2 separate regions of the Homo sapiens genome follow, and region 1 is linked to region 2. A link is a loop called in an ENCODE intact Hi-C map of the cell type or tissue named here. Cell type or tissue: Caco-2. All regions are shown on one strand. Each heading gives the region's core, and the rest is flanking DNA. Links, peaks and the distances in the headings are about the cores only.

Region 1 (16,345 bases), core at 5,914-10,913, 95 kb before region 2:
CAGTCGAAACATAACATTCCTGTGACCTGGAGATCCTGCCATAAAGCAATCTAAAGTGACCTCCGGAAAGAGGAAGTGGGTGCGCGGAAGGATGTGAGCTGGCGAAGCAGCCTGCCTTCTCCGTGGGAAGCCAGCATTCACTGCTCAGCTTTTTTTCTTCCCCGAAGCTCCAAAGGCTGAGCTTGTTTGTTTGCTTTTCTCAATCTGCCACCTACGTTGCACCCACAATCCTCTGTGGAATGCAGTCGGTCCAGGGCTCCCTCCAGCTTTCTGCCCATCCCACACTCCCACCCAAGCCCCCCACCTCCACCCCTCAAGCATACAGATCCTCATCTTTTTATTTCTTCCTCCTTCCCTCCCTCTCTCCCTCCTTCATTCCCTCCCTCTGTCCCCCTTCTTTCTTTCTTCTTCCTTTCCTCCCCTCCCACCTTCCTTCCTTCCTTTCTCTCTTTCTTTTCTTTCTTCTTTTCTTTTCTTTCTTTCATTTCTTCTTTCTTTCCCTTTTTCTGTTTTTCTTTTCTTTTTTCTTTTTCTCTCCTTTCTTTCTCTTTCTCTTTCTTCTTTCTTTCTTCTTTCTTTTTTCACTCAGCTCACTCTAGGGAAACAGACAGGAAAAATAACAAGCAAAGGTGAAATTATAAACATTCCAGAAGTCTTACAGTGTCCTCATGACTGTCATTTCCAAACGTGTGCTCTTCACACACATTTGCCAGACTCCCGGGTTGGAATGCTGGTTTCACCACCTGCTAGTAACAGGGCCTTAGGCAAGCAACTTACTCTTTCTGTGCCTCAGTTTTCCCACCTCTAAAGTGGGGATAAGAAGAGGACTTACCTCATAAAGGTAAGGTCTAAATGAGTTAACATATGGAACATATGTAAAAATGTGGAGTAACTCCCATGGGAGAACATTAACTATTATTGCTTTTAAAATTCTGGAAATCCCACAGCCTTTTTGGTTTGAATATGACTTTTACTCCCGAGGAACCAAGTAGAACAATAGATAGGAATTACTTAAGTGCCATAATACTTGGATCTCAGAGATACCCCAGAATATCTTCCATAGTAACAGAAAGTCAAGGTAGGTTCTACCTTGACCTAACATTACTCTTTTTCTTTTCTTTTTGAGACTGGGTCTTGCTCTGTCACCCAGGCTGGAGTGCAGGGGCATGGTCAGAGCTCACTGCAGCCTCAACCTCCTGGGCTCAAGTGATCCTCCCACATCAGTCACCCAACCCAAGTAGCTGGGACTACAGGCCCATGCCCCCATGCCTGGCTAATTTTTAATTTTTTGTAAAGACAGGATTTCACTATATTGCCCAGGCTGGTCTTGAACTCCTGAATTCAAAGATCTTTCTGACTCAGCCTCCCAAAGCGCTGGGATTACAGGCATGTGCCAGGACGCCCCGCCTCATTTTCGCTGTATTTTATCTAGGTCTTTCCCAGTAAAATTTGATACCTTAAGAGAAAACCATCCATAGGGGTGGCAGGCAGTGGAAACGTAGTTTTTGACTCAAGTTATACAACATAGGTAATTGTTATCCCAACCAATTACGGGGATTTACACGGACATTTAAGCTAGCTCTAGAAATGGACACTAGATTGCTCAGGTGAAAGCAGTCTTACATTTTAAAGACTCATGGCATTTAACCTCTCTAGATGTTTTGCAAAGTATTTCTTCATCCCTGTGCCAATTGTTCTGTTTTGTAATATGGAGAATAAAAAAATACAACTTCACATGAGTAGGTCTCTGAATTAATTTTTTTTTTTTTTTTGAGACAGAGTCTTGCCCTGTCGCCCAAGCTGGAGTGCAATGGCACAATCTCAGCTCACTGCAACTTCCACCTCCCGGGTTCAAGCGATTCTCCTCCCTCAGCCTCCCGAGTAGCTGGGATTACAGGCGCCCGCCACCACACCCGGCTAATTTTTGTACTTTTAGTAGAGACGGGGTTTCACCATGTTGGCCAGGCTAGTCTTGAACCCTTGACCTCAGGTGATCCACCTACCTCGGCCTCCCGAAGTGTTGGGATTACAGGCGTGAGCCACTGTGCCCGGCCAAATTACTTTGATTAAAAGAAAAATATTAGACAAATTAAATGAACAGAGTTTAATTGAGCAAGGAATGATTCATGAATTGGGCAGCCCCTGAAACAGAATAGTTTCACAGTGGCTCCAGCACAGCCACGTGGTGGAAGATTTATGGACAGAAAAGGGAAAGTGATGGACAGAAAATGGAAGCAAGGTACAGAAATGGCTGGACTGGTTAGAGCTCAGCATCTGCCTTATTTTAACCTGGTTTGAACAGTTGGCTGCCTTTGATTGACCAAAACTCAGTGACTGGCCCAAGAGTAGGTTATAGTCTGTTTACGCATCCAGTTAGGTTACAGTTCACTATGTGCAGGGAAACCTTTAGACTGAACTTAAAATATGTAAGGGGGTAGCTTTAGGCTAAACTTAATTTAACAGTTTATTTATTTGAGATGGAGTCTCGCTCTGTCTTCTAGGCTGGAGTGCAATGGCGCAATCTCGGCTCACTGCAACCTCTGTCTCCTGGGTTCAAGCAATCCTCCTGCCCCAGCCTCCTGAGTAGCTGGGATTACAGGTGCGCCACCATGCCCAGCTAATTTTTATTTTTTTAGTAGAAATGGGATTTCACCATATTGATCAGGCTAGTCTCGAACTCCTGACCTCAGGTGATCCACTCACTTCGGCCTCCCAAGGTGCTGGGATTATGGGCATGAGCCACTGCATCCAGCCATAACAGTTTATTATGTAACAATTTATCAGTAGTGCTGTCTCAAAAACATTATCGACATACAGCTACGTAGAGCTACTACTCAGGTCTTGACTTAAACAGAGCTAAGAATATTCTTGCCTTCATTCAACCTTATTAAGTCCTTTTTTTTTTCTTAAATTTTATTTCCTTTCTTCTCCTTCTTCTTCTTCTTTTTTTTTTTCTTTTTTTTTTATAAACAGGGTCTCGCTCTGTTGCTCAGGCTGGAGTCCTGGGTTTAAGCGATCCTCTTGCCTCAGCCTCTCGAGTAGCTGGGACTACAGTTGCATGCCTACCTTACATTTTTATTTTTGGTAGAAATGGGATCTCACGTTTTTGCTCAGGCTGGTCTCGAACTCCTGGCCTCAAGTGATCCTCCTGCCTCAGCCTTGGCTTCCCAAAGTGCTGAGATTATAGGCATGAACCACAGGGCCTGGCCGTAAACTCCTTTTTTCTGATGAAAGTATCTTCATTGTAGATACTTGGAGGTATAACTTTGAATATTCCCTCGGTAATTCTCTGACCTAAGGCCTTCATAATTTTATTTTGTTTTAATTTTTATTTATTTATCTATTTTTTGAAGATAGAGTCTTGCTCTGTCACCCAGGCTAGAGTGCAATGGCGCAATCTCCACTCACTGCAACCTCCACCTCCTGGGTTCAAGTGATTCTCCTGTCTCAACCTCCTGAGTAGCTGGGATTACAGGTGTGCACCACCACGCCCAGTTAATTTTTGTATTTTTTAGTAGAGTCAGGGTTTTGCCTTGTTGGCCAGGCTAGTCTCAAACTCCCAGCCTCAAGCGATCCACCTGCCTTGGCTGCCCAAAGTGCTGGGATTACAAGCGTGAGCCACTACACCAGACCAGGCCTTCATAATTTTATAAAATGTATTCTATAGGGTTGACATTTTAGAAAAGTATTCTGGATTCAGTGAAACCGTTGACAAACTTTTTTTTTTTTCGAGATGGATTCTCACTCTGTCGCCCAGGCTGGAGTGCAATGGTGTGATCTCAGCTCAGTGCAACCTTCACCTCCCGGGTTCAAGCAATTCTCCTGTCTCAGCCTCCTGAGCAGCTGGGATTACAGGCACCCGCCATCATGCCCAACTAATGTTTGTATTTTTGTGGAGACGGGGTTTCACCATGTCGGCCAGGCTGGTCTTGAATTCCTGACCTCAGGTGATCCACCCGCCTCAGCCTCCCAAAGTGCCGGGACTACAGGCGTGAGCCACCATGCCCGACCTGACAAGCATTTTTGAACAACCTCTTTGTTGGCCATGGTAGGGAAACTTGGCTAAGTATGCTCGAAATGGCACTTAATGGGAGCCATGGGCCTGAAAGGGCAGGCAGTGCTGGCGTGGGCTGCCCTGGACAGAAGGCCATGCTGTTCTCCCAAGTGGATGCTGGGCACACTGGACAGAGGACCGGACCATGTGGAACTAATTCCTAGGGGCCCGAGGGCACGGTGCTCCCTCTCTAACATTATTTGTTGAACAAGTGAAGCTTTTGGAAACTTTCCAGTGAATCTGCCCACCTTTGAAATCTTTCTAATTAAATATGTAAGTGTTAACTTGGAGCAAAACATCATCTCCATAGTTACCTTGCTTGTTAAGAGCTCACTTGTCTTTGCCAAGAACAGGTAAAACAATGTCCGTTATGAATTTTCCTGTTGCATGGTGTGTAAAAAAGGACTTTCTGTTTTCATGAAAGAAAGTACAAATAGATCCATCAAGGACCTGAACAGAGTTTTGCTTCTAGCTACTGAGAGCATGTTTGACTTGGACTGAATTTTTAAACTGTGTTTAAATTGAATTTTAAATGGAGTTATAAAATCGTAATTAGGCTACAGTGACAATGAGGCCTCATCACTGTGGCTTGAGTAAAGCCATGATGTATATTTTCAGGACAAACATATATCGTATCCCTGGAAATAGTAAAAAATAAGCCTCCTTCGTAGTTATTTTATTTGGTGGAGGGTGAGCAAGTTGAAGAGTCAAGGAAACTTTTAAAATTTGGATTTAGGTTTTTTTTTTTTTTTCAGGGGGGTGGGGGAACAGTCTTGCTCTGTCAACCAGGCTGGAGTACAGCGGCACAATCATATTTCGCTGCAGCCTCTGACTCCTGAGTTCAAGGGATCCTCCCGCTTCAGCCATCCAAGTAGCAGGGAATGCAGGAGTATGCCACCATGCCTGGGTATTTTTTAAATTTTTTTGTATGGATAAGGTCTCGCTATGTTGCCCAGGCTGGTCTCGAACTCCTGGGCTCAAGTGATTATCCTACCTCAACCTCCCAAAGTGCTGGGATTGCAGGCGTGAACCATCATGTCCCGACTGAATCTGTTTTACTTATAGCTTTTTTTTTTTTAACATTTTCTCATTTTCTGACCTTGACTGGATACCTTAACTGAAAATGATTTTTCAACAATTATCGGCTGGGCGCGGTGGCTCACCCCTGTAATCCCAGAACGTTGGGTGGCTGAGGTGGGTGGATCACTTGAGGCCAGGAGCTTGAGACCAGCCTGGACAGCATAGCAAGACCCCATCTCTACAAAATCTACAAATATTAGCTAGGCATGGTGGTGTGAGCCTGTAGTCCTAGCTACTCGAGAGGCTGAGGTGGGAGGATCTCTTGAACCCAGGAGGTCAAGGTTGCAGTGAGCTATGATCACACCACTGCACTCCAGCCTGGGTGACAGAGAGACCAGAAAAAAAGGGAGACAAGAAGAGAAAAACAGAGAAGTAGAAAAGAACCGTGAGGGATTGTAGTCTCAGGAGCCAAGGGAGAGATGAGTTTTGTTTTGTTTTATTTTTTTGAGGCGGGATCTCACTCTGCTGCCTGGACTGGAGTGTAGTGGCATGATCATGGCTCGCTGCAGCCTCGACCTCCCAGGCTCAAGCAATACTCCTATCTCAGCCTCCAGAGTAGCTGGGACTACAGGTGTATCACCATGCCCAGTTAATTTTTTTATTTTTTATCTTTTTGTAGAGATGGGGTCTCCCTATTTTGCCCAGGCTGCTCTTGACCTCCTGGGCTCAAGCAATCCTCTTGCCTTGGCCTCCCAAAGTGCTGGGATTGTAGGCGTGGGCCACCGAGCCCAGCCTGTTTTGTTTTGTTTTTTAAGAGACAGTCTCCCTATGTTGCTCAAGCTGGAGAGAAGTGGCATTTATTCACAGACACAATCAAGGCTCACTACAGCTGGAACGCAAGTGATTCTCCCACCTCAGCCACCTGAGTAGCTGGGACTACAGGTGCACAGCACCATGCTGTGGGATGACCATTAATGTTAAATGAAGCAGAAAGAGGCCGGGCGTGGTGGCTCACACCTGTAATCCCAGCACATCGGGAGGATCACTTGAGGCCAGGAGTTCGAGACCAGCCTGGCCAACATGGCGAAACCACATCTCTACCAAAAATACAAAAATTAGCTGGGCGTGGGTGGGGGTGCATGCCTGTAGTCCCAGCTACTCGGGAGGCTGAGGCAGGAGAATCACTCGAACCTGGGAGGTGGAGGTTGCAGTGAGCCGAGATCGCACCACTATGTTTCAGCCTGAGCGACAGGGCAAGGCCCTTTCTCAAAAAAAAAAAAAAAAAAAGAAAAGAAAAAAGAAAGAAACTGAAAGAAAATTTTCCTGGCTCCTCACTTCCAGATGCAGACACAGGTCCCCCAGCACCCTTTGAGTCCCCTCCCACCAGAAGTGGCTTCCCGAGAGTCCTGGGGGCCATTGCTACAGTGTTTCTCTCCCATGGATACTAAGGCTTCCTTGGGGATAGGCATTTCTCCCAGAGCAAGGCAGAGCCTCTTCCAGCCACACGGCTGTGACTTCCTGACTCAGCCATTCGTGGTCCTTCTGTGTTGGTGGCCACCTGAGCAGTCAGGGTGCCAAAGCTTCACAGTGATTTGTGACAGAGCAGGGGACCATGTTTCCCTCTCTTTGAGTCACAGTTTGTTAGTAGTGTGCTATTTGTTGGAAGGATCTCAAGGTTTGGGGCATCCACAGGGGAAGATTCAAGAAACATCCACTACGCTGGGCTGAAAATCTCTGCTTCTTTCCAGCGAGTCTCTTGGTTCCTGAATAGTTATCTCTGCCTCACTCCTTTGCTCAGAATGTGCTGTCTCCTGGGAGACCCCTGCAAATATGACTTCTGTGGGAAGACTTTCCCATGGGCTGGGCATGTCCAGTTCCACCCAGCAGTAGCCCTGGCTTGGGTTCAGTCTCAGCAGCTCCTCCGCTCCATGCGACCATTCTCTCTCATGCTATTTTGTGTTATTTTGTGACCAGTGGATGCTGGAGGCCATGCATGGAGCAAGCTAAGCTTCTACATACAGATTGAAGCTGGTATGGGCAGGGTACGGGCATTAGAAGGTAATTCACCAGATCTGCTAGTCCCTCTCACTTGAGGCAGACGGCAGCAGGTCACAGACTCCAGCGGGAAAAAGAGTTCGAGAAGAAAGAACAGACAGCTACTTTTTTTTTTGTTTTAGATGGAGTCTCACTCTGTTGCCCAGGCTGGAGTGCAGTGGTGAGATCTTGGCTCACTGCAACCTCCACCTCCTGGGTTCAAGTGATTCTCCTGCCTCAGCCTCCTGAGTAGCTGGGATTACAGGCACACGCCACCATGCCCGGCTAATTTTTGTATTTTTAGTAGAGACGGGATTTCGCCATGTTGGCCAGGGTGGTCTTGAACTCCTGACCTCAGGTGATCCACTCACCTCAGCCTCTGTGCTAGGATTACAGGCGTGAGTCACCATTCCCGGCCTCAGATAGCTCTTTCAAAAACCTTGGCTATGAAGGAAAGGAGAAAGATGATAAGTTGCTGCAAACAACCATAACATTTAGGAATTTGGGCTCCTTTTTGTTAAAAATGGGAGAAATCTGAATAGAAGGCAACTCATAATTTAAATTTTGTCTCCAATTCACACTCCCTTCTGTCTATGGGGTCTGGTTGGTTCTCTTGTTGTTATGCATGGAGTCCACACAAAACATATGATGATTTTCTATGACATGTGCAAATCCAACAGTTACAGCCCCGGTGACTTCAGCCTCTAAACTGTTTTGTCTACCCCGGGAGTGGGAGGGGCCTCGAGGCAGCAGGTGGAGGAGGGTGGAGGTGGGGTGGGTGGAGGGTGGAGGGAGGCGGGGTGGGTGGAGGATGGGATTTGCTGCAGGGCCCAGCGCCCCAGATGCTCTAAGAGGTACAGGATCTTCAGCTCCTAGTCAAGCCACGAAGAGAGCAGAGGAAAGCAGGGCTCCAGAGGGCTTTGGGTTATTGTAGCTGTCACTAACAGAATGGAATTGCCAGTTGCCTAGCTGGGCTCACAACAGCACAGTCCTCACTGGTGACAATACCTGCTTCTTCCTCACCTCCCCAGTTCCCTCCTTCTCCCCATCTCCCACTTAGAAATAGACTCCTATTTCTAAGCTCAGAGCTGCTATTTCCTTCCTTCCTTCCTTCCTTCCCTCCTTCCCTCCCTCCCTCCCTCCTTCCTTCCTTCCTTCCTTCTTTCCTTCCTTTTTTGAGACAGGGTCTTTCTCTGTCACCCAGGCTGGAGTGCAGTAGTGTGATTATAGTTTACCACAGCCTTGAACTCCTGGGCTCAAGCGATCTTCCAGCCTCAGCCTCCCGAGTAGCTGGGTCTACAGGCACGTGCCACTGTACCCAGCTAATTTTTAAAAATAGAAACGGGGTTTCATTATCCTGCCAAGGTTTGAGAGCTGCTGTTTCTATTATACCTTCCTTTCCATTGTGGGGGAAGCTTTGTCTCTTTTTAAGCCTTTTTTTCCCCAGTTAGGTTATAATTCATGCAACACGCAATTCACCATTTTCAGTTGTACCATCCAGTGGCTTTTAGTTCAGTCACAATGTTGTGCAACCTGCACCAGTATCGAATTCCACAGCATGTTTTGCTTTGATCTCTTAAGCCCAGAAGATGGATGGAAGGGGGTGGACCTCATCAAAAGAAACCAAGGCTGCCAGGGTGCCAGAGGAATTCATCGTTTGCTAAGCAAATCCCCTCATTTTGCGTTTTCCACTGATAATGTGTTTTCCTCCTTGACGGCCATAAAATGGTAAAGAAAGGTTTTGCTTTACTGAGAGTCTTTCCACTTATTTATTCATTCAGCATCGTTAGCATCTCTTCTAGGCCAGGTATTCAGTTAGTGCTGATGATCCAGAGGCGAAGGAGAACCCAGGGCCCCTGTCCTCTGGGGTTTGCAGTCTCACAGGGACAACAAGTAGGAATCAAACAATTACCATTGTGGCGAGAGCTGTGGGAGTGGGTCATAGGAAGACAACTGCGGCTGAAGATCGGGTGCAATATCCCAGAGAAAGTGGTATCGAGTGTGGGAGGATTAGCCAGGGAAGGACAGTGTGCCCCATGAGTGTGGCCGGGGCGGGAGAAGGACACGTGGGTGTAGACAAGGGCAGAGGGGACAGCACATGGTGATATCTTGAGCAGGAAAAAAAAATGACCATGGGGACTTGGAATTCCAGGGTGGCTAAAGCCTCAGGAGCTGCGGGAGAGGAGAGCAAGATGACACGAGGTGTTGGGGCAGGAGGCGTCATGCAGGGCCTTGAGGCCGTGTCGATGGTCTGGGGCTTCGTCTTCAAGATAGGAATCCGGCCAGGCACGGTGGCTCACGCCTGTAATCCCAGCACTTTGGGAGGCCGAGGTGGGTGGATCACCTGAGGTCAGGAGTTCAAGACCAGCCTGGCCAACATGGTGAAACCCCGTCTCTACTAAAAATACAAAAATTAGCTGGGCATGGTGGTGCACGCCTGTAATCCCAGCTACTCAGGAGACTGAGGCAGGAGAATCACTTGAACCTGGGAGGTGGAGTTTGTGGTGAGCCAAAACTTTCCCACTGCACTCCAGCCAGTATATATATATATATATATATACACACGTACACGTGTACACATATACACACATATGCACACGTGTACATACACACACATACACATGCACATACATGCACATATGTACATGCGTACATACACACATGTACATATATACACACATGTACATATGTACACCCATACACACATGTACATATGTACACCCATACACACATGTACATATGTACACCCATATACATATGTACATATGTACACCCATACACATATGTACATATGTACACCCATACACATGTACATATGTACACCCATACACATGTACATATGTACATCCACATATGTACATATGTATATCCATACACATATGTACATATATACACACATATGTACATATGTACATATATATTTGTGTATATCTATGTATATATATAAGAATCCCTCGAAAGGGGGTTCAGGCTGAAGACGAAAGGATTCACCAACTCTATAGAGAACAGCCAGGAGGTCATTATAGGGTGAGAAAGGGTGGCTGCTTAGGTTAGGATGGTGGCTGTGAGGTGGGAGAGGAGGGAAGGATTTAAGAGATATTAGGGAGGTAGAATAGACAGTGAAGGAGAGGGAGGTCTTAAGGATGACTTGAACAACTAGGTGGATGATAAGATGGGAACTCTGGTGAGAAACAAGTTTGGAAGGAAAGATCATGGGTTCAGCTTAGGGCAGGCTGAGTTTGGGGTGCCTGTGAGCCTCCATGTCGAGACATCAAGTCCATAGCTAGGAATGTCTGGCAAGTCAGAGGACAAGCATAGGTCAGAGATGTAAAATGAGGAGAGGTGAAAAGTAACAGTGAAATCACCTTTAACAACATCTGAAACATTTTACTGGATTTTTTTCTGTTTTTGAGACAGGGTCTTTCTTGCTCTCTTCCCTAGGCTGGAGTGCAATGGTGTGATCATGATTCACTGCAGTCTTGACCTCCCGGGCTCAAGCGATCCTCCCACTTCAGCCTCCTGAATAGCTGGTACCACAGGCACACCCCACCATGCCAGGCTAATGTTTTTTTTTTTTTTTTTTTTTTTGGTAGAGAAGGGTCTCCATAGGTCAGCCAGGCTGGTCTTTATCTCCTGAGCTCAGTGGATCTTCCTGCCTTGGCCTCCCAAAGTGCTGAGATTAGAGTGTGAGTCACTGTGCCTTGGATTGTCAGTGACCTGTCTTTCCTCCTAGTTCAGTGATTCTCAACTTTGTTCCACCAGTTTCTAGACCACATGTGCACTGCTCTCTCCGGTAACTTCCCTGATTGTCCGCAGTGATTCTCCCTCATCTACAGGCTGTTGAGGATAGAAATGTGTTGCTTATCTTTGCATCCCCAGCATCCAGGACCCATTTTGGAAACCCACTAGGTACTCAGATGACTGATGACTGACCAAGAGTACACATGAATCAATGATTGTGTTGAAATCTACATAAAATAACTCATCAGAGACAGTGATTGACATAATCTTTAATTTTGTAGCACCCATTATTAGAGTTTAAAATAATCTGTACTTATTTAGAAGCAAAACATAAAATCATACAGGTGATAACACGAAGTCAGCTTAAAAAGTACAGCACAAAGATGTATAAACAGTATCACAAAGATTTAGGAGCTCAAGAGCCTCACCTTGGTCAGCTGAGGAACATCCTCCATGAAGCTTCGGGGACCTGCCTCAGGGGAAGATTCAGGGGTCACTGGGCTGTTACACAAAATAGAAGAGCATGGCTCAGTTCAGGATGTCCGGGGGAGCTACCCTCTTGTACATTTGCAAAAGCGCTGATAAGCTCAATCGTTTCATTTCAAGTGGCACTGTGCATTGCTTTGATCTCTTCAACGGTGGAGCTGATTTCTAGGAGGCATCCCCAGCTAAACACAGCCACTAGACCCATGCCTCACAGCCCCCGCAGCCACAGGAAGAAAGAAAACAGGCTCTCCCTCACCTTGGTTCTTCTGGTCTAGGTGGTGAGCACCCTGAGGGGCAGCAGCCACCGGCCCAGGGGTGCCAGCAGGCCCAGAGTGTGGCCCAGCATCTCAGCCACGATCCTCTGTAAACACAGGGGAAGGAAGCAAGACTTGCCCTCATCCATTTACAACCAAGTCCACAGGGTTCAGAAGGTAGAGATCAGAGAAGAAATGGAGGTGAATGTTGCTACTGCCTTGGGCTCATGTAGATAAGCTGTGTTTCAATTCAAAGAGTAGAAAATGATTTTAGCATTATTAGGACTAAAGTGTCATTAAGGATGAAAGACAAGGCCAGATGCGGTGGTTCATGCCTATAATCCCAGCATTTTGGAAGGCCGAGATGGGTGGATCAACTGATGTTGGGAGTTCGAGACAAGCCTGGCCAACATGGTGAAACCCCGTCTCTACTAAAAATTAGCCAGCCTTGGTGGCAAACACCTGTAATCCCAGCTACTCTGGAGGCTGACGCATGAGAATTGCTTGAACCTGACAGGCGGAGGTTGCAGTGAGCCGAGATGTCGCCACTGCACTCCAGCCTGGGTGACAGAGCGAGACTCTGTCTCAAAAAAAAAAAGAAACACAAGCGAACAAATTGCTTCTGCATAGTCAGGGAAAAAGGAAGCCCGTGGCAGGGAGAGGAAGGCCGTCGGCATACGGAGGAAATCTGATTTGATAAATGAGTGCATGGCTCGAAAACAAGCGACACGAAATAATGACACGGACCCAAAGGAGAGGAAAATTATAAAACAAGGAGAGCAGAAGTGGAAAGAGATGTGATAAGAAGGATAGTCTCCTCAAAACTAGATAAAACATTTACTCATCTAAAAGAGAAAGGAAGGGGGAAGAAAATCTCCTAGACCTTACTTATTAATATTGTACTTAAAAGAACATATTTTTGCATTGCACATTATAGAGGAAGGGGCAAGGATAGTGCTCTGGGTCAATATTTGCTGTAACTATGAACTTTGTCCTTTAACATGACAGCTACCTTTGGTCACAGCCGCTTCCTTGGATGCTAAATTGAAAGGGAAAGAGACCAAAAGTGCACAAAGGGCTAAGCCTAAAACTACAGGAAGAAAGCATCCTGCCGAGTGTTAAAAATAATTCCCAGAGTATGGAACTGTTATTGGAGCTGGCTGGTCACACATTGGATCCGAATGACAGGGTGAAGTAGCGATGAACACATCCACGGGACGGGGACCTTCATTTCAATTATGGCGGCCTCGTTCTGCTTATATGTGCTCATTTGTAAAACAGCCCCACTCTTCCTATCTTCCAGTGGGGCTACTTGCAAGGCTTTTAGCATACAACCAAGAATTATTTTTTAATTTTAATTTTTATTTATTTATTTTTGAGACGGAGTCTCGCTCTGTAGCCCAGGCTGGAGTGCAGTGGCACGATTTCGGCTCACCGCAACCTCCACCTCCCGGGTCCCGGTTCAGGCAATTCTCCTGCCTCAGCCTCTCGAGTAACTGGGATTACAGGAATGTGCCACTATGCCCAGCTAAGTTTTGTATTTTTAGTAGAGCCGGAGTTTCACCATGTTGGCCAGGCTGGTCTTGAACTCCTGACCTCGTGATCCGCCCGCCCTGGACTCCCAAAGTACTGGGATTACAGGCGAGCCACCGCGCCTGGCCAAGAATTAATATTAATAAAAGGCTGGTCCTGGGCTGGTTTTAGGATGTCAGCCCAGCCAGAAAGGATGTGTATAGATGTTATATTCCAGCAGGGGGCAGTACCACATAAAAATAACTCTTAAGGAAAATCCAGGTCTGCTACCACATATTTTCCATGTTGTTGAATAATAATTATTTAGTGCCGTAAAAATAGGTGACTTGTTCATACAATTGATCTTTTGAGTACTGGTGGGAAATCCCAGGACCATGTAAGCCCTAACAATGTAAAAGTCACGTGCCTTCTTTGAGTCTCCCTCCTGTGTGAGTCCTCCTGTGTGTAGATGTGTCGGGGAGTGTGGCTTTCCTTTCTGTGTGTGTAGTAATTTGCTATTGCAACCAAGGAAATGCATATTACATAGGACCTCATCAACTACCATTATAGATGAAAGTTTTGTTTAAGAGAATATACCCTAGATTTTTCTCTTTTTAAAATAGAGACAGAATTCTCACTGTGTTGCCCAGGGTGGTCTCAAACTCCTGATCTCAAGTGACCCTCCCGCCCTCAGTCTCCCAAAGTGCTGGGATTACAGGCATGAGCCACCACATCCAGCCCTGTAATTTAGCTAAAGATATTTCATTCTAGGCTGGGAATGGTGGCTCCCGCCTGTAATCCCAGCACTTTGGAGGCTAAGGTGGGAGGATCACTTGAGGCCAGGAGTTTGAGACCAGCTTGGACAGCATAGCTAAACCCCATCTCTACCAAAAAAAAAAAAAAAAATTGCTGGGTGTGCTTGTATACGACTGCAGTTTCCATTACTTGGGAGGCTGAGGCAGGAGGATTCCTTGAGCCCAGGAGGTTGAGGCTGCAGTGAGCTATAATTTCACCACTGCACTCCAGCCTGGGCAACAGAGCAAGACCCTGCCTCAAAAAATAATAAAGAAAAATAAAAAATAGATTTCTAATAGCAAAAGGACCTCATCATTAGCAGTTAAGTTTATAATATACCCAATTTAACATGGATCCCTACGGACAGAAGTAAAAGTATTAATAAACTTAAATTTTAACAATGATTTGATCAATTAGTTATAATATCCTACCTTTCCACTCTCTCCTTTGTAAAGTATCGGCATGCTTATGCTATTACAGTACTCATTTGCTATAAATTAACTTTAAATTAAATGATTTTGCATTGTTACACAATTGATTGATACTTGTATTTCAGTTGGGAATTACTGTTTGATATTTTTGTATGCAACATAGATATAAATCATACTACACTTAGTCAAAGTCTGGACTCTGAAGGAACTTTAAAAATCTTTTGATTAAATTTCTCTCTGTTAATGGTATGCTCCTACTCATCAAAAATTTTCATAAACTCCAGTCATTACAGATGTCAACATGTGCAAGAAACAGTACAGTCAAATTATAACAGCAAATTTATATCAACTCTTTTGTTTGTTTTTTTTGAGATGGCACTCTGTCTCTCCCAGGTTGGAGTGCAGTGGCATGATCTTGGCTCACTGCTGCCTCCCGTATTCAAGTGATTCTCCTGTCTCAGCCTCCCCAGTAGCTGGGACTATAGGTGTGCACCACCATACCCAGCTAACTTTGTATTTTTAGTAGAGATAGGTTTTCACTATGTTGGCCAGGTTGGTCTCGAACTCCTGACCTCAGGTGATCCACCCGCCTTGGCCTCCCAAAGTGTTGGGATCACAGGCGTGAGCCACCGTGCCCAGCCAACTCTCCTATTAAAAAAAAAAAAAGAAAGAAAAGGAAATTTTTCCACCCTGGAACTTCCCCATGCAATTATAATAGGAATTAAAATAGAATGATAAGGATGTTCAAAGCTTTCCTAGCCATGCTAGCAATGAGATGATAATAAATCCAGTGTTAGACATGACTAGCAATCAGGACTCTGGAAATAATGATATCAAAATGAAAGACAAGTGGGACGTACGCTGTGGTCCTACGTTTTTCCTGCTGTTCCTGCTATTCCTGAATTTAAGGGTAAAGGCGCACACTCAACTCTGCCCGTATCTTATCTGCCTGAAGCCTGCAAATCAGCAAATGTCATCTTGCTTGACGTTTTTGGTCCATCTCAAGGGAGGAAAGTTCCACTGACACTCGTGAACAATAGCTGTGTCTGAGATGAGATGGTATGTTCGGTTTACAGTCAGTTTTGAGACTGCACTTTTGTGGTTGGAATTTTGGAAACATGCCCCCTAGAAGCTGTGCTCACTAAATTTTCCAAATTTTAAATTTATAATTTAAGAACATTTTACTATTTTTATTTATGTTTGCTGCTGTGGCCCCTTCGGAGGCAGTTAGAAGCCCACGTCTTGGGCTGCTGTCCCAGGCCACCGAGAATGGCCTTGTGGCTTTCAGTAGAGCAGGGCTTCCTCTGAGCAGAGGACTTGAGTGAAGTCTAGGAAAGGACGGGGGCGGGAAGGAGGGCGGGCAGGGGGTGGGGGCAGGTGCTATTTCTGTTTTGGTTTTTTGAGATGGAGTCTCACTCTGTCGCCCAGGCTGGAGTGCATGGCACGATCTTGGCTCACTGCAACCTCCACCTTCCCAGTTCAAGCAGTTCCCTGTCTCAGCCTCCGGAGTAGCTGGGACTACAGGCACCCGCTACCACGCCTGGCTACTTTTTGTATTTTTAGTAGAGACGGGGTTTCACCATCTTGGCCAGGCTGGTCTTGAACTCCTGACCCCGTGATCCACGCGCCTCGGCCTCCCAAAGTGTTGGGATTACAGGCGTGAGCCACCGTGCCCGGCCCGGCAGGTGCTATTTCAATGCCCTTCTTCCCCAGGGTGCCCTTTCTTCTTGCCAGGCCTCTGCCTTTTGTCAGTCTGAGGTGGAGGAGTCTCTTGAAATGAGAGAAATCTTCCCATCCCCCTCCACCGGGATGAAGGCTTGGGGTGGGGGTGGAGGTCCCACCTGTTCTTCCATCTTTTCTGTCTCTGTCTGGGGGAGGCGGAGGCTCAGAGGTGGGAGGAGGAAAGAGCAGGCTGAGGAGAGGTATAGAAAGGGGTTTTCCCTTCCACCCTCCTCCCCTTTCCCTCTCCCACTGCCTGGATGGTGGCCGTAGACTGTGCAGGCTGGTGTTAGGCTGAG
Region 2 (16,345 bases), core at 7,080-12,079:
CCTTTGATAACTGTCTCTATACAGAGGCAAGTAATTTTACTTAGGCTGAAGAAAACCTTACTCCTTTTTTTTTTTTTTTTTTTAAGAAATAGGATTGGCTGGGTGAGGTAGCTCATGCTGTAATCCCAGCACTTTGGAAGGCCAAGGCGGGTGGATCACTTGAGGTCAGGAGTTCGAGACCAGCCTGGTCAACATGGTAAAACCCTGTCTCTACTAAAAAATAAAATAAAATAAAAATAAAAATTAGGTGGGCGCCTGTAATCCCAGCTACCCAGGAGGCTGAGGGAGGAGAATCGCTTGAGCCCAGGAGTCGGAGGTTGCAGTGAGCCAACACAGTGCCACTGCACTCCAGCCTGGGAGACAGAGTGAGACTCCATCTCAAAAAAAGAAAGAAAGAAAGAAAAAAGAAATAGGGTTTGCTCTGTAGCCCAGGCTGGAGTACACTCAGTGGCACAATCATAGCTCACTACAACCTTGAGCTTCCGGCCTCAAGCGATCCTCCCACCTCAGCCTCCCAAAGCACTGGGATTACAGGCATGAGACACCGCACCTGGCCTGAAAGTCTTACTTCCAATTATTAGTTGAGACAAAATAAAGAGGAACAGATTCAGATTGCATCAAGAAATAGATTAATAAAAAGAAACTATAGGCCAGACGCAGTGGCTCACGCCTGTAATCCCAGCACTTTGGGAGGCCAAGCCGGGCAGATCACCTGAGGTCAGGAGTTCAAGATCAGCCTGGTCCAACATAGGGAAACCCCATCTCTACTAAAAATACAAAAATTAGCCTCGCATAGTGGTGCACACCTGTAGTCCCAGCTACTCAGGAGGCTGAGGCAGAAGAATAGCTTGAACCTGGGAGGTGGAGGTTGCAGTGAGCTGAGATCACACCACTGCCCTCCAGCCTGGGTGACAGAGCAAAACTCCATCTCAAAAAAATAAATTAATTAATTAAAAATATAAAAAGTAACTACATAAAAAACCCCACCATATTTTGGAACAGGTTACCTATAAATATCTTCAAATACCCAGAGTTACAAACAACCACAAACTATGCAGGCATCACATTAATGACTCTCTTGCCTACTGAATTTGACACTACCTTCGGCAGGAATGACTCCATTCTGAATCTACTTCTTTCCTGATTTCCTATTTTGCTGCAACTCATTTTTCTTAATCTTCTGAATGTTGTTTATGTGGACTAATAAAGAAAAAACCATAGTTTTTTATCAAAAATAATCTTGATTTCTCAATATTTTGTTTCTGATACTTTATCACTTGATGCATTGAAGGAATTTAAAGGGGAAATACGGAAAAAGGCACAGACCTCAGTCAGGACCTAATTAGTACAAATTAGAAAAGTTTCCCATCTCCAAAATGCTTTATAAGACATCTGCCAGAGAGCTGTCTCAGTAAATAATCAAATCTTTTTGCGTGGGATCCTCCAGATTTGTGCAGTGAACGACCTGCAGTACCCTAAGTGGCAGTCGTGGGTCCGCCAAGAGTCAGCATTCACTTTTGATCCAAATCCTCATTAAGTACATATTGCAGACTAGGAATTAGGTCCTGGGAATGCCTTTGGGGATCCAAATAAGCACAGCAGGACAATTTGTCAAGATAATAATTTGTGTGTGTTCTTCCTAGGTGTTTCCCAGCTGAGAATGTGTCTGAACTTTCCACAGTTTCTTTGCCCTGCAGGTGTTGATAATGCCCAAAGAAGTTTCGAGAAGGCAACATCTCTTTGTTTTATGCAGCCTCCAGTCACTGAAGAGAAATGGGGACGAATGGAGAGAGCCTTTGCCATTGCCTCCCATGGAGCAGGATACAGACATCTGCAGAGCATGAAGGTGGCAAGACTGCATCAGAGACAGCACAGAGCAGCCTAACCCCCGGGGACCGCGGCCCAGCACCAGCAAAGAGACCTGTGCCCTGTGTCCAGCACAGAAACAGAGGGCTGCTGGGTCTCAAGGGACTTCTCAGGCCAGGACCATAAGACAGCAATGCCTCCCTGATGCACTACAAATTTGAGGTCCTTTCCTAGTTTTTCCCAGCACCACATGAACCCCTCAGATTCCTGTGTGGCCCTAAGGGACAGAGCCCCAGTTCTGACTGAAGTGGAATTTCCTGCCAGTCCAGTGCAATACACACTCAGATTTGGATTTAAATGGATAGAAAGAAAATGAAAAACAAATTGTGTTGCTAATGCCTCCCTGAGATGGCAGAACTCTTACTGCCCAAGCAACAAGTAATGATACAGAGCCCTTAGTGCTAAGGCAGTGGCAGTGCAGGACAACCAGGGGACACCCAGACCCAGCACTCGCAGCCTGGGGAGCTCCCGGAGAGAGGAGGGGTGGGAGAAGAGCCTGCAGAGGGCCTGAGGGCTGAGTCTGGAAGGATGAGTTGACATGGTAGCGAGGGAAAAGCATTCTAGGCAGAGGGAATAGCACAGCCACAGAGAAGAGAGAGAACATGACACATTAACGTACAGTCACAGGACAGATCATGTATATGATGGTGGTCCCATAAAGATTAGACCACCATCTTCTCACCATACCTTTTCCATGTTGAGATATGTTTAGACACACAAATAGCACTGTGTTACAGCCGCCTGCTGTATTCAGGGTGGTCCCATGCTGGGCAGGTGTGTAGTCCTGGAGCAATGGGCTGTACCAAACAGCCCAGGAGTGTTGTAGGTTACACCATCTAGGTTTGTGTAAGTGAACTCTATGACGCTCACCAACTACGAAACCATGTAGTGATGCATGTCTCACAGTGTATCCCTGTTGTTAAGTGACATATGACGATGCTTCAGATGAGTCCTTACAGCCGGACACACGTGCATTCGGTTTTCCAGTTTTTCCTTCCCATCCTTCTCACACGCTGGTTCCTAGCTGGGGAGGGGGTGGTAGAAGCCACCACAAAATAGCCCGAAGTCCCTTCTCCCTCCTCCTATCACAGCCTAGTCTCACATATTTCATCTTCACTACAGGGTACCTGGAGGATACGGCTTAAAAATGCCATCCTGCCAGGAGTGTGGCTTGTTAATAGCATCAACACAGTGAAATTTCAGGTAAATGGGTTTGGAGTGTGGAGCCAGGGGTGGGGTGAGGCTGGGGGCTTTAAATGCTCTGACACCATCCTCTGCAAACAATGCCCGCTGCGTCCAGGACAAGTTAATCCTGCTTCCTACAGGAAAATTAGAATGAGCAGAAAAAAAAAAGGAAAGAGAAAGAAAGAAAGAAAGAAAGAAAGAAAGAAAGAAAGAAAGAAAGAAAGAAGGAAGGAAGGAAGGAAGGAAGGAAGGAAGGAAGGAAGGAAGGAAGGAAGGAAAGGAAGGAAGGAAAGAAAGAAAGAAAAAGAAAAGAAAGAAAGAAAGAAAGAAAGAAAGAAAGAAAGAAAGAAAGAAAGAAAGAAAGAAAGAAAGAAAAAGAAAGGAAGGAGAGGAAAATGCAGTAGATCGCTGGGAAAGGCAGAGCCACAAAAAAAGCATCATTGAGGACACACACAGGACAGTTAAAAGCAAGGAAGGACCGGTCCTCAGTGGCACATCACTAAGAGCTAGCAGTCTGGCCTTAAACAAGTCTAGAGCTGTGGCCTTGGACAAGCCTAGAGGTGTGACCTTGGAGAAGTCACGTAAGCTTTCTAAGCCTCGGGCTCTTCCTCTGCACCATGAGGAGTTCCAGGTCTCCGGATCCCACACTCAGCTTACTACCATTATTCTGGATTTGGGAACCACCTGGGTGGGTGAATTTCAATCAACACTCCTCAGACTCTGACCGAGTTCTGTGAGATCCCAGGGCTTGTGTTGGAGGGTTATGAGGCCAACAAGATAGAGACAGAAGACATCACAGGTTTATAGGCACAAAGTCTCTTGCTTCGGTCTGACATCTCAGAATAAATGGAACTTAAGATGAGAAAGACACAGAGAATTTAGGTTTTTTTGTTTTCTGAAGCACAACAATGAAGTGAGAGGGGAACTGGGAAAGGCACTACTTTTAGAACAGGTGTTAGAGGCATTTTCAGGTCTTTTTTTAAAAATTAATTACTTAATTTTTTTTTGAGATGGAGTCTCACTCTGTCGCCCAGGCTGGAGTGCAGTGGCGTGATCTCGGCTCACTCCAATCTCCGCCTCCTGAGTTCAAGCGTTTCTCCTGCCTCAGCATCCTGAGTAGCTGGGATTACAGGTGCCCACCACTATGCCCGATTTGTTTTTGCATTTTTAGTAGAGATGGGGTTTCCCCATGTTGGACCAGGATGGTCTCAAACTCCTGACTTCAGATGATCCACCCACCTCAGCCTCCCAAAGTGCTGGGATTACAGGTGTGAGCCACCGCGCCAGACATTTTTTTTGAGACGGCGTCTCACAGTGTCACCCAGGCTGGAGTGCCGCGATGTGATCACCGCTTACTGCAGCCTCAACCTCCCAAGCACAAGCGATCCTCCCACCTCAGCCTCCCAAGTAGCTGGGACCACAGACATGCGTCACCATGCCCAGCTAATGTATGGGGGATTTTGTTTCTGTTTTTTGTAGAGACGGGGTCTCGCTATATTGCCCAGGCTAGTCAGGTCTTTTATGATTTTTCTGATTGCGGTTCTGACTTTATCAGCCTTTGCCTTATATCAAGCTGTGGATTAAGTTCTTACATACATGTTACTGCCAAATACACTCATTGACCCAGGCCCACGGTGGCGCCCATGCACTGTATCTGAAACTGCACCTTCTCCCTGGCCTTTATTTTAGATCCTGGCAGACTCCTTTTGTTCTCACAGGTCCAGATGTGAGTGTGTACCAGGGAAGTTATTTGGAGGAGAGCAGATCCTGGTTATTTGAGACTGATTCAGAAGTGGAAAGCTGCCCTAAGGTCTTTCTTAGGAACTTGGAGTTGCATGTTTACGATACTATTAAGTGTAAAATCAAATCGTTTATCTAGAAGCTTTAAAATGTTTGTTTTTCCCAGCCCCCGCCTAACAGCAGGCTGAGCCTTCAGGCAAGGCTCTGATATCTAATAGGACGGGCAGAGGAGCAGAGGAGAAGCGGGGCCACGTGAGCCCATCGGAGACAAGGCCAGTGGTTTCGCCAGGGCCGGTGCGGGATCTGTCCTCTGCTCATGGCTGCCATCTTATGCCAGGCTGTGCTTTTCTGCCAAAGCTGCCTGGGCTCCCCCAGGTCGGTGACTCTGCACAAGGCTCAGATCACCTCAAATTAGCTGGTAACTGACTGCTGGGGATATCTCTGCCGGCAGTGAGAATGAGGTGTAACTCCCTCAAGCATATTCTGGAAAGTTCCTCAAAAGGCATGAGAGAAACCTGGTGAACTGATGCATCAGGGCTGGCGAGGGCACCTGGCCTGGCTCACAGAGGCTGCGGGTGAGAGCAGGCAGGGCGGGCTGCACCCTCATTTTCTTTCTGTGGGTCCTAAATCCCCAACTTAAATCTCAGGAGGTGAACAGAGCACCTCTGCATCCCCTTCCTGCTTTAAAAGTCCGTGAGTGGTGAGTAGTAGTATCCACATGGGTCAAAGAGCACCTCCAAGCTGAAAGTTCACAATTAAACTTTCAAAGCTCTAGGCTGGGCGTGGTGGCTCACACCTGTAATCCCAGCACTTTGGGAGGCCGAGGCAGGCGGATCACGAGGTCAGGAGATCGAGACCATCCTGGCTAACGTGGTGAAACCCCGTCTCTACTAAAAATACAAAAAATTAGCCGGGCATGGTGGCGGGCACCTGTAGTCCCAGCTACTCAGGAGGCTGAGGCAGGAGAATGGTGTGAGCCCGGAAGGCGGAGGTTGCAGTGAGTCGAGATCACGCCACTGCACTCCAGCCTGGTCGACAGAGCGAGACTCCTTCTCAAAAAAAGAAAAAAGAAAAGAAAAAAGCTTTCAAAGCTCTCACTTAGAAAAGTTCGAACAGGTGGCTCACGCCCGTAATCCCAGCACTTTGGGAGGCCAAGGCGGGTGGATCACTTGAAGTCAGAAGTTCGAGACCAGCCTGGCCAACATGGTGAAACCCCATCTCTACTAAAAATACAAAAATTAGCCAGGCGTGGTGGCACATGCTTGTAATCCCAGCTACTGGGGACACTGAGGCAGGAGAATCGCTTGAACCCAGGAGGCGGAGATTTCGGTGAGCCAAGATCTCAACACTGCACTCCAGCCTGGTAAACAGAGCAAGACTCTGTCTCAAAAAAAAAAGAAAAGACAAGACAAGTTTGAAAAGTTTAAAAGCTTCCCTAGCGTCTGCTCTGCATGGCATGGCTTACACACAGTCTCAGCTAAGCCTTCCAGTAACCCTGAGGAAGGCATTAGGCATCCCCTTTTTCACACATTGAGTATCCAAGATCACAGGGTAAGAGGTAAGTGGAAAAGCCAGAACTTGTATCTGGGACTTTCTGGCTTCATAATCTGCCTGTTTTCCAGTATAATCAGGTTCTAGAAGTGCCTCATGGCCAGGTGTGGTGGCTGACATCTGTAGTCCCAGCACTTTGGGAAGCCAAGGTGGGAGGATTGCTTGAGTTCAGGATGTTTGAGAACAGCCTGGGCAACACAGTGAGACCTCATTTCTACTTATTTAAAATAATAAAAAATAAAATAAAAATTTTGAGACAGGGTTTCACTCTCTCACCCAGGCTGGAGTGCAGTGGCTTAATCACAGCTCACTGCAGCCTCCACCTCCTGGGCTCAAGCAATCCTTCCACCTCCTCTTGAGTAGCTAGGACTAAAGACATGTGCTGTCACATCTGGCTAATTTATTTTTATTTTTGTAGAGATGGGGGTCTCACTATGTTACCCAGGCTGGTTTCAAACTCCTGAACCCACCTTGGCTTCCCAAAATGCTGGGATTACAGGCACAAGCCACCACGCCTGGCCAATAAAATAAAATTTAAAATAGAAGTGGGCTGGGCACAGTGGCTCACATCTGTAATCCCAGTATTTTGGGAGGCCGAGGCGGGCAGATCACCTGAGGTCAGGAGTTTGAGACCAGCCTGACCAATATGGGAAAACCCCATCTCTATTAAAAATAAAAAAATTAACTGGGCACGGTGATGGATGCCTGTAATCTCAGCTACTCAGGAAGCTGAAGCAGGAGAATCGCTTGAACCCGGGAGGTGGAGGTTGCAGTGAGCCGAGACAGCACCACTGCACTCCAGCCTGGGCAACAAGAGCGAAACTTGGTCTCAAAATAAAATAGAAGTGGTTCATACACTGACCACCCGACAGACTCTCTTGAGAAGGTGAGTGTCTGTGTGTCCCATTTCCCCTTTTTATATGGGCACCAATCATATTGGTTTAGAGCCCACTCTGATGATTTCATTTTGAATTGGTTACCTCTGGAAAGACTCTGTTTCCGAAGAAAGTTACATTCTGAGGTACTAGGAATTCCAACTTCAACATATCTTTTTAGAGGGGCACAATTCAACCCGTAACAGTTCACACTCTGCCCCCTGCCCATCCTTTCCACATGCAGAATCTATTTGCCTCCTCCCGACATCCCCAAAAGCGTTAATCATTCCAGCATCCACTCTAAATCCTAAATCTCATCTACTCTTCTTCAACTCAAAGACTCAAATCCCATCATCTACCAAATCAGAGCCTCTTCAGGAATGCTGGGAAACACGTACTGTATGCAACAGCCTCTCCAGAAAGAATCCTCAGCACATAACCCGAAACAGACACTGGTGGGGCGGCCGAGGACTGCACTGCCGCATTCTGACATCAGATAGCGGTGAATGCTTCCTAGAGACGGTTTCTCAAAGGAAGTTCAAACATCTCTAAAGATGTCCTTTCAGAGAAAACAAGGAAGTATGTCAGGACTTCCTGGCCTTCCCAAGCATCCTGAGCCAGAAAAGTGCAGTCACTGTGCTTTCTAGTGAAGAATTACAGGCAATTATTTGAATGTGTGATTGCAGGATTAATTTCTTTCTCATTTGTTATTTGTGTGTTGTTTTGTACCATAGCTTTTTTTTTTTTATTTGAGACAGTCTTGTTCTGTCGCCCAGGCTGTAGTGCAGCAGTGTGATCTCAGCTCACTGCAACCTCTGCCTCCTGGGTTCAAGTGATTCTCCCACCTCAGCCTCCCATATAGCTGAGATCACAGGTGCCCAGCTAATTTTTGTATTTTTATTAGACATGGGGTTTCGCCATGTTGGCCAGCCTGGTTCTTGAACTCCTGACCTCAGGTGATCCACCTCCCTCGGCCTCCTAAAGTGCTGGGGATTATAGGCGTGAGCCACCGCTCCCAGCCCATAACTTTTCTTTTGACTGCTATTGTCATTATTGGATATAAAAAAGGCTTGGAGGTGGGGTGTGGTGGCTCACTCCTATAATCCCAGCACTTTGGGAGGCCAAGGAGGGCAGATTGCTTGAGTTCAGGAGATTACTTGGGCAATATGGCGAGACCCCATCTCTACTAAAAATACAAAAAAAAAAAAAAAAAATAGCCGGGTGTGGTGGTACAAGCCTGTGGCCCCAGCTACTCAGGAGGCTGAGGTGGGAGGATTGCTTGAGCCCAGGAGATGGAAGTTGCAATGAGCCAAGATCGTGTCATTGCACTCCAGCCTGAGTGCAGAGCGAGACAGAAAAAACAAAAGGAAGTTTTTCTGGAGTCCTGAGACATATTCAGGATTCCAGAAGCTCTCAGAGCTGCAGGGGTGCTGCTGCGTGGTGGTGCTGACACTGTTTCATTGAGCTTCCTCTGTCTTTTCAGCACCTCACCCTGACCTCGGCTACTCTGTCAACCTCAGACCCCGCAGCAGGGGCTGAACAAGCTGGGAAAGGGGCAAGGATCACAGAAGTACATCCCTACAGCAACCTCTCTGGAGGGCAGCCGAGCATTAAGTGTGTCAGCCAGGCTACTGACGGGGGATCAAACAGAAGAGGGCAGGGGAGGATGAGGGAAGACAGCAAACAAAGAGATAAAGCTCAGGGAAAATGCTTGGGTAGAGAGAAGGAAACTCACAAAGCAGAGGCGTTGTAAGAAAGGAAGAGAAATGAAGTGAGCATTGGGAAAACCCACGTGGAGGAGAAAGAGAAAGGGCAGAAGGAGCAGAGAAGGGAAAACCACAGATTGCCATCCCTCTCTTTGGTGTATCTGCAGAAAGAATTGGCTGGTCCAGCTTTGCACATATGAGTGCTCCAGGAAGTGGTTTATCCTTTAGTCCTGGGTACTGCGCCCAATGCCACAGGAGGGTAGGTTGCCACCTTGGACCCATTGAAGCCCACAGGAGGGGCAGTGAGAGGTGAATGCCACCACTGGGGCTGTCCTGAGTTGGTGGCCCAGGCCCAGGGTTCCCCCAGGAAACAGCCCTGCGGTGTGGAGTCTCAGAACAAAGGGAGAATGTGCTCTTTTGCAATGCTCTGTGGCCGTCGGCACTTGCCTTACTGCAACGAAGCAAGGAATTGTGCCACCTTTGACCCAGACCTTCAAAGCCCGGTTGTTTGTTTCTGTCTGTAAAATCTATCTGTATGAACAATCATGAACAAACAGATTTTACAAACATTTGACAGACAAATCTGGCTCATCCATTGTGAGACTGTTTCTCAGTGGGAGAGACACAGGGTGATAGCTACACTATAACCACCATCATTGTTTTCCTTCCATGTGACTGTGACAGTCTTGTGAATTTTCTCAATGTAAAAAGTCACTTAAAATTAACTCATGGCCAGGGTGTGGCCAGGGCGTGGTGGCTCATGCCTGTAATCCCAGCACTTTGGGAAGCTGAAGCAGTCAGATCACTTGAGGTCAGTGGTTCCAGGCCAGCCTGGCCAACATGGTGAAACCCCGTCTCTACTAAAAAAGAAATACAAAAATTAGCCAGGGGTGGTGGCACACCCCTGTAATCCGAGCTACTTGGGAGGCTAAGGCAGGAGAATTGCTTGAACCCAGGAGGTGGAGGTCACCGTGAGCCAAGATCGCATCATTGCACTCCAGCCTGGGCAACAGAGTGAGATTCTGTCTCAAAAAAATTAATAAATAAATAAATACAATTAACTCATAATATACTATAATCATATACATACTTTTGTTATATGCACGTGGATATACAAACATCTTACTTTAACTTTACAAAGAAAACTTAGTTAATACGGCTAACTCGATGAGTAAGTTCCTAAAATGCCAATACGGGAAGAGCTTTTTCTCCCCCCAACTCTTTAAAGAGCCTGTGGTTAAATTTTATAACCTTCCTTCATTCACTGAGGTGGTATTTGCCCAGGGCTTACTATGTGCGGAGTACTATGCTGAGTGTTAGGGAGAGCTACCACACAGACATGACCTCTGTCCACGAGTTTATTTCCTACTGGAAATAGCCACGGTGGCCAAATAATCACAGCTAGAAATTGTGACAGGTGCCAGAAAGGAAAGGTACAGGGTTTGCTGAGCATGTATAACATCGGGCTGGATCCCGGTGACCTATGAGCTGAAATCTGGAGGTTAAGTAGAAGGAAACGGGTGGGTGGAGGATGGGGTGAGGGCTGGAATGCAGGGGTCCTTCCAGGCCGCAGGAACAAAGTTTGCAAAGGCCAGGAGGCACGAGGGTGCAAGAGGCTTCAAGGAAATGAAAGGAGGCAGCACGGCTGCGTGCAGAGAGCAGGGGTCAAGCTAGGTGTCAGGTGAGGCAAGTGAAGGAACAGGTAGGGATTGATTGCACAGAGTGTGTAAGCCTCAAGGACTGAGGATCTGTCGGAGTGTTGGAAAGCCAGCACCGGATTCAAAGCCAGCACAGACAAATGGCAGAATCCGATTTGTTTTTAAAAGACGACTGGCTGGGCACAGTGGTTCACACCAGTAATCCCAGCACTCTGGGAGGCCGAGGTGGGTGGATCACTTGAGGTCAGGAGTTCGAGACCAGCCTAAAAATACAAAAAATTAGCCAGGTGTGGTAGTGTGCACCTGTAATACCAGTTACTTGGGAGGCTGAGACAGGAGAATCTCTTGAACCCGGGAGGCGGAGGTTGCAGTGAGTGGGGATCACGCCACTGCACTCCAGCCTGGGTGACAGAGTGAGACTCCATCTTGAAAAATAATAATAATAAAAATAAAATAAAAGATGGCCCTGGCAACCTTTTGCAGAATAGGTTACCAGAAGGCAAGAGTGGGTGTGAAAACCTACGTTGGAATGGTGTGAAAACACCAGGCGGGAGAAGAGTGTGGGAAATCAGGCGAGAGAGTATGGTCACTTGGTCTGGGGTAAAGCGAGCTCAAGATATGGGCACCATCTATGGTTTCATTACAGAAATAGGAGTAAGGGGATGTCTCCTGTGGGTTGCAGAAACGAAACAATATGTTAGGAAGGGGAAATTGGGGTGTGTGTGTGCGCCTGTGTTTAAATGGAGGAGCGCTCATTTTATAGACAGAATAGAGTCCCAGAGCGGGAATGGACATTTGGATCATCTTTCAGATGGTCAAGTATGTTCTTCAGCATCCTCTGCCAACTGGTGGGGAGCTCTCACCCTTAGGAGGCCTCCTTTCTCTTTGTAGGAAGCCCAAATCCATCTCTCTCTAAAGTTTTCACCGACAGGTTTGGGTTCTACCTCTTGAAGTCAAAGAGACAGATTCTTTCCACATGACGCCCTCTTATCATCATATCCTCTGTCCTCTCACTCCTCCACATGTCCTGGGATTTTGAAATCCCTTTGTTCCATGTTGCCCATTTGTTCCAGGTTGTGCACATCCATTTTGGCTGGGCTGGGCAGACTAAGAACACCATCTTGGGAAATCTGGAACCTGTAGCTTTTTATTTATTTATTTATTTATTTTGAGATACAGGTTTTTGCTCTGTCACCCAGGCTGGAGTGCAGTGGCTTACTGCAGCCTCGACCTCCTGGACTCAAGCAATCCTCCTGCCTCAGCCCCCCGAGTAGCTGGGACTATAGGTATGCACTGGCACATTTGGCTAATTTTTCTATTTTTTGTAGAGTCAGGGTCTCACTATGTTGCCAAGGCTGATCTCAAACTCCTGGCCTGAAGCAATCCTCTTGCCTCAGCCTCCCAAAGTGCTGGCATTACAGGCCTGAGCCACTGCACCCAGCCACTGAGCTTTTTACACACTGTGGTCACTGCTGAGCTGTTTCCCAGCCCCCATCTTGCCTGGTACTGTCGATTTAGGGGAGCCCAAGTAGATTTTACATTTTATCTCCATGCAGTGTATCTCTCTCAAGATCTTTTTGAATTCCCCCACCCCCCACCCCTGCAATCATCATTTAATGAGATCTGAGGCCACTAGTAGTAAAATCCAGCCTAAAACACCCCTTGGCACCTTGTCAATTCAGTTCTCAGAAAAGGAGGTGGATGCTAGGGTAGGAGTGGAGTGGGATGGGGCAGTAGGAGGGTTTCTCCCTTTGTTTCCCCTTCTGTTTTTTCAAACAATAGGTATGGGGATGGGGAAGAATATCTAGACAATGTATTTATTTTCCGCATCCAATTGATAAAATGTTTAACAATCCCCACTTAAAAAAAAAAAAGGTAGATCTTTCTTTGAAGTTTCCAAGAAACGCCCCCAAACCCAGCCATCACAATGCCAACTTAGTTGTTGGGTGTAGTCTTCTGACCACCTGCAGACACACTGTCTCCTTTTGACTGCTGAAGCCACAATTTAAGGATGGAACATTCAAACTCGGCCCCTGCCCAAGCTCAAGAAATGAAATAGGAAACGCGTTTATCTAAACGGTTATATCAGGTTCTGTGTAACTCTCTTCAGTGTTTCCAACCTCAACAAAACCAAGTAAAGCCCCAGTGTACTCTGAGGGATAGATCATTCATTCGTGTGTTCAAGAAACACCCACGGATGTCACCGTCTAGGTTATAGGACAGCGGAGAGAGAGAACTCCAGGAAAGCGAGGTCTGGGACGGATTTTAGATTCACGTGAGAGAATAGAGAAAAATCTCCACTCCGACCTCGGGTACCAACACACAATATTTTAAAATAAAGACAGAACTAGAGGCCATTCTAATCACAGATGGGATCCCACAGGTGGGATCCGCCTCTCGATTCTGCGGATACTATCTGATGAAATAGCTCCGAGGGCCAATGTTTAGACAGACAAAACCATTTCATCAAAGTGCAATGGGAGAGAGGAAGAGGAGTAATGAGAAGGCATGTGAGCGGGGAGAAAGAAAAAGCCCGGGAGGCGAAAACGAAATCCACCCCCTTGCGCCCATTTCTGCCAGAGGTTTGCAGGACGTGTCTCAACCTGGCATCCCGAGTCCAGAACAAAAGCCACGGGGGCTGCGGCATGGGCAGGGGGAAGGCGCGCGGTGGCTGACGCGGGGCAGGGGCCCTGGCGAGCGCGGGAGGGGCGGTCAGCAGCCGCTCGCGGGGCTGGACTGGGAGCCCCGTGCGACTCCGGGTCTGGCGCCTGGGTCGGGGGTGGTTCCCGGGCCTCCCTCGGGGGTCGCCGAGGCCCGGCCTCGATAGCCCTGCGGCTGCTGCGAGCGCCTCCCGAGCTCCCGCCCCGCGGTGCTCGCTCCAGGAGCGGGCGCGGCGCTGTGTCCCTTTACCTGCGCGCAGAGGGTCGTCCGGTGAAGCCATGGCGGCGGGTTAGGGGCAAACGAGCGTCCGAGCGGGGCTGGCAGGCCTCCGGGGCGCGGGAGGACCGTGGGACCACGGGGATGAAAAGTCCTGCGGTTCCGACGCGCCTGGAGCAAACCGTGGCTCTGCGCGCCCCTGCCCTCCTCCGCCTTCCCCTCCCTTCTTCTTCTCCTCCTTCGCTTCTTCCACGAGCTCACTTCCTGCTTTGGCAATTAGCAAAGCCCCTTCGCTGCGCGTCCCTCGGTACCTCCCTCCAGAGGCGCGGGGCGGGAGCCGGGGTGCCGCGACCCGGGGCTGGGACGCAAGGCGGGGCCCCGAGTGTCCCGGGCGTCCCCAGCGCCCAGAGCGCGCGTCCTGCCCGGTACCCACGTCCCCCTGGGCGGGTCCTAGCGGGGGGCTGACACGACTGCCGCCCGGGACAGACTGCGAGCGAAGGACTGGCCTTAAGAAACGGCTGCAGTCGCGGGTCGCTTTCCTGGCTCCCTACTCACGCCCTCAGCTGAGACACCAGAACTCCCCTTACACAGGCCTGGGCTGAGATGCCCGCCGGCGATCTGATATTTAGACAAATTTCCTGATCTTTAAGCAGGCTCTGCCGCTGCATGATGGCACACGCTGGTACTTTCTATTTTGATTTTTCTTTGGCATTAGTTACTACATGACCTCCAGGGTGAGTGCTGCAGAAAAGGAGTGAACAGAAGTCGCCCAATACACACTCACAGCTTCTCTAGAAAAAACAGCTTCGGGTTCTCTCAGAAAAGATGGCTTCAAATATTTAAAATATTACGCTTAAGTGGGGTTTTATACCCATTACTTAAGTGAGAACACGTTGGAATTGGTTATGAAGAATATATTTAAGATTGCTACATTTTAACTAAAGCTATCATCCATCATAAGCCTATTATAGGAAGGCGACAGGCATTTTAAATTAAATAGGAATCTTTGAAGAGCTCTAAATAATCTTTCTCTGCCTTCACACATAAGAACAGAAAGATAAAAGTCGGGTCGAAAAAGATAATAATAGTATTTAGTGTATAATATATCCAAGAATTATCGTAAATAAGCAACCTCTGGCTAAAAACTCAGCTCTGAGAAATCCAGGAAGACAGCAAATGCCTACATACCCTCTTGGTGACCAGGAGCTTTAGTGCCTCTCCCCATCTGTTTAGTCGTCCTGAGGCCCATGGCGATGTTGAGTTTGGCTTCTTAATTCTCTGGAGTTTGCCATGGAAGAAGCAACAGATTGCGAGAAGATGCTCGCTGGTTGTCTGGCCAGAGTCAAACCTTCTAGATGAAAGCTCTCTGGGGAATTTGTAGGTGGGAGGATAAACTTCCTCTTGGTCTGCCTTCGGATAGGAAGGGAAATTTTTTTTAAGGGTATTTTATCTTAGAATCAATTTGGAGGTTTGGTTTGTGGTTCTTTCTGTACTTCTCATGGAGATGGAATTATTCTGACGTTGGCCGTCAGGAAACACTAGTTGAGTGAGCTTGTTAGCAGCCCAACCTCAAGCATTGCTATAAAGCTGGTTTGCTTTTTGAAACTCTGAAATGTAATTCATGTTTTTATCATTCCCATTCTGCATTATATCAAATAGAAGATGGTGGTATATTTTAAGGGTTTTTTTTTTTAAGGAAGATTGACTAGTTACGTAGTTATTACTCCCTTTCATTTTCATTTCCTCGTGCCTCCTTTCCTATGAATTGCAACGATCCCCATCATTACCTTTATTTTTCCCATGTGCTTTGCGAACTATAAAGTATGACGCAAATGGGTGCTATTGTTGTTTTGCACTTTACAAAAAAAGTAATTTAAAAATGATTCGCATTCACCAGAGTTCCCATACAATCAATTTGCTGTCACAATGTCCTTCAACTTTTATTTCTTTTGCTGTCCAAGAGTGTTTTAAACCACTATTGAAAATAGACATTTTTGGGCTGGGTGCAGTGGCTCACACCTGTAACCCCAGCACTTTGGGAGCCCAAGGCAGGTGGATTATTTGAGGTCAGGAGTTCGAGGCCAGCCTGGCCAATGTGATGAAACCCCACCGCTACTAAAAATACAAAAAACTTAGCTGGATTGGTGGCACATGCCTGTACTCCCAGCCACTCAGGAAGCTGAGGCAAAAGAATCGCTTGAACCTGGGAGGTGGAGGTTGCAGTAAGCTGAGATTGCACCACGGCACTCCAGCCTGGGCGACAGAGTGAGACTCTGTCTCAAAAAAAAAAAAAAAAAAAAAAGAAAGAAAGAAAGAAAAGAAAATGGACATTTTTAACATTTCCCGATAGTACCCAAACACTCAATCTCAGAGTCATGTGAAAAATTTCATATTTCCATAACTTCACTGCTCTTTGAGTGACCTCCAATTTTCCTTTTCCAATAAATGGAGATAGTGCATTTGGTAATCATGGAGTCAAATATGCTGGATTTCGCTGATGGACCTGTCACTCTAAGGTTGTGTTACATTAAGTAAGAAACCAAAACTGAGTCTGCAAGTGTCTGCAGGATTGTGAGAATTCACTGAAATAATGTTTATGTGAAAATACTGGCTGGGCATGGTGGCTCACACATGCAATTTCAGCACTTTCGGAGGCCAAGGTGGCAGGATTGCTTGAGGCAAGGAGTTCAAGACCAGCCTATGCAACATTTTGAGACCCAGTCTCTACAAAATAATTTAAATATTAGCTGGATCCCAGCACTTTGGGAGGCCAAGGTGGGTGGATCGCTTGAAGTCAGAAGTTCGAGATCAGACTGCCCAACATGGTGAAACCCCGTCTCTGCTTAAAATACAAAAATTAGCTGGGCGTGGTGACAGGCACCTGTAA

Evidence for each region. A loop is a pair of places that touch in the nucleus more often than their neighbours do. Peaks named below come from ENCODE experiments on the same cell type or tissue, not always from the same donor. Only the 100,000 strongest peaks of a DNase experiment are listed, where the experiment ranks them.
Region 1: a loop joins it to region 2, with 4 times the contacts of the local background. A loop is called at or near these places in 2 of 110 quality-filtered maps.

What each region holds. Positions count from the first base shown.
Region 1 is chr1:236,487,088-236,503,432 of GRCh38, reverse strand. No RefSeq gene overlaps it. Among named protein-coding and RNA genes, the nearest start is that of LGALS8, 29 kb to the left of the region's middle. RefSeq lists an enhancer at 1-264. In Caco-2, for the core only: no CTCF peak of the experiment used is centred there; DNase peaks (open chromatin) are centred at 7,902, 8,702 and 9,220.
Region 2 is chr1:236,392,807-236,409,151 of GRCh38, reverse strand. EDARADD (EDAR associated via death domain) reads right to left here and starts at 14,866. Exons shown (of 6, transcript NM_145861.4): 1 at 14,647-14,866. The coding sequence starts at 14,707. RefSeq lists a silencer at 13,585-13,994 and an enhancer at 14,195-14,244. In Caco-2, for the core only: no CTCF peak of the experiment used is centred there; DNase peaks (open chromatin) are centred at 8,781, 9,381, 10,581 and 11,642.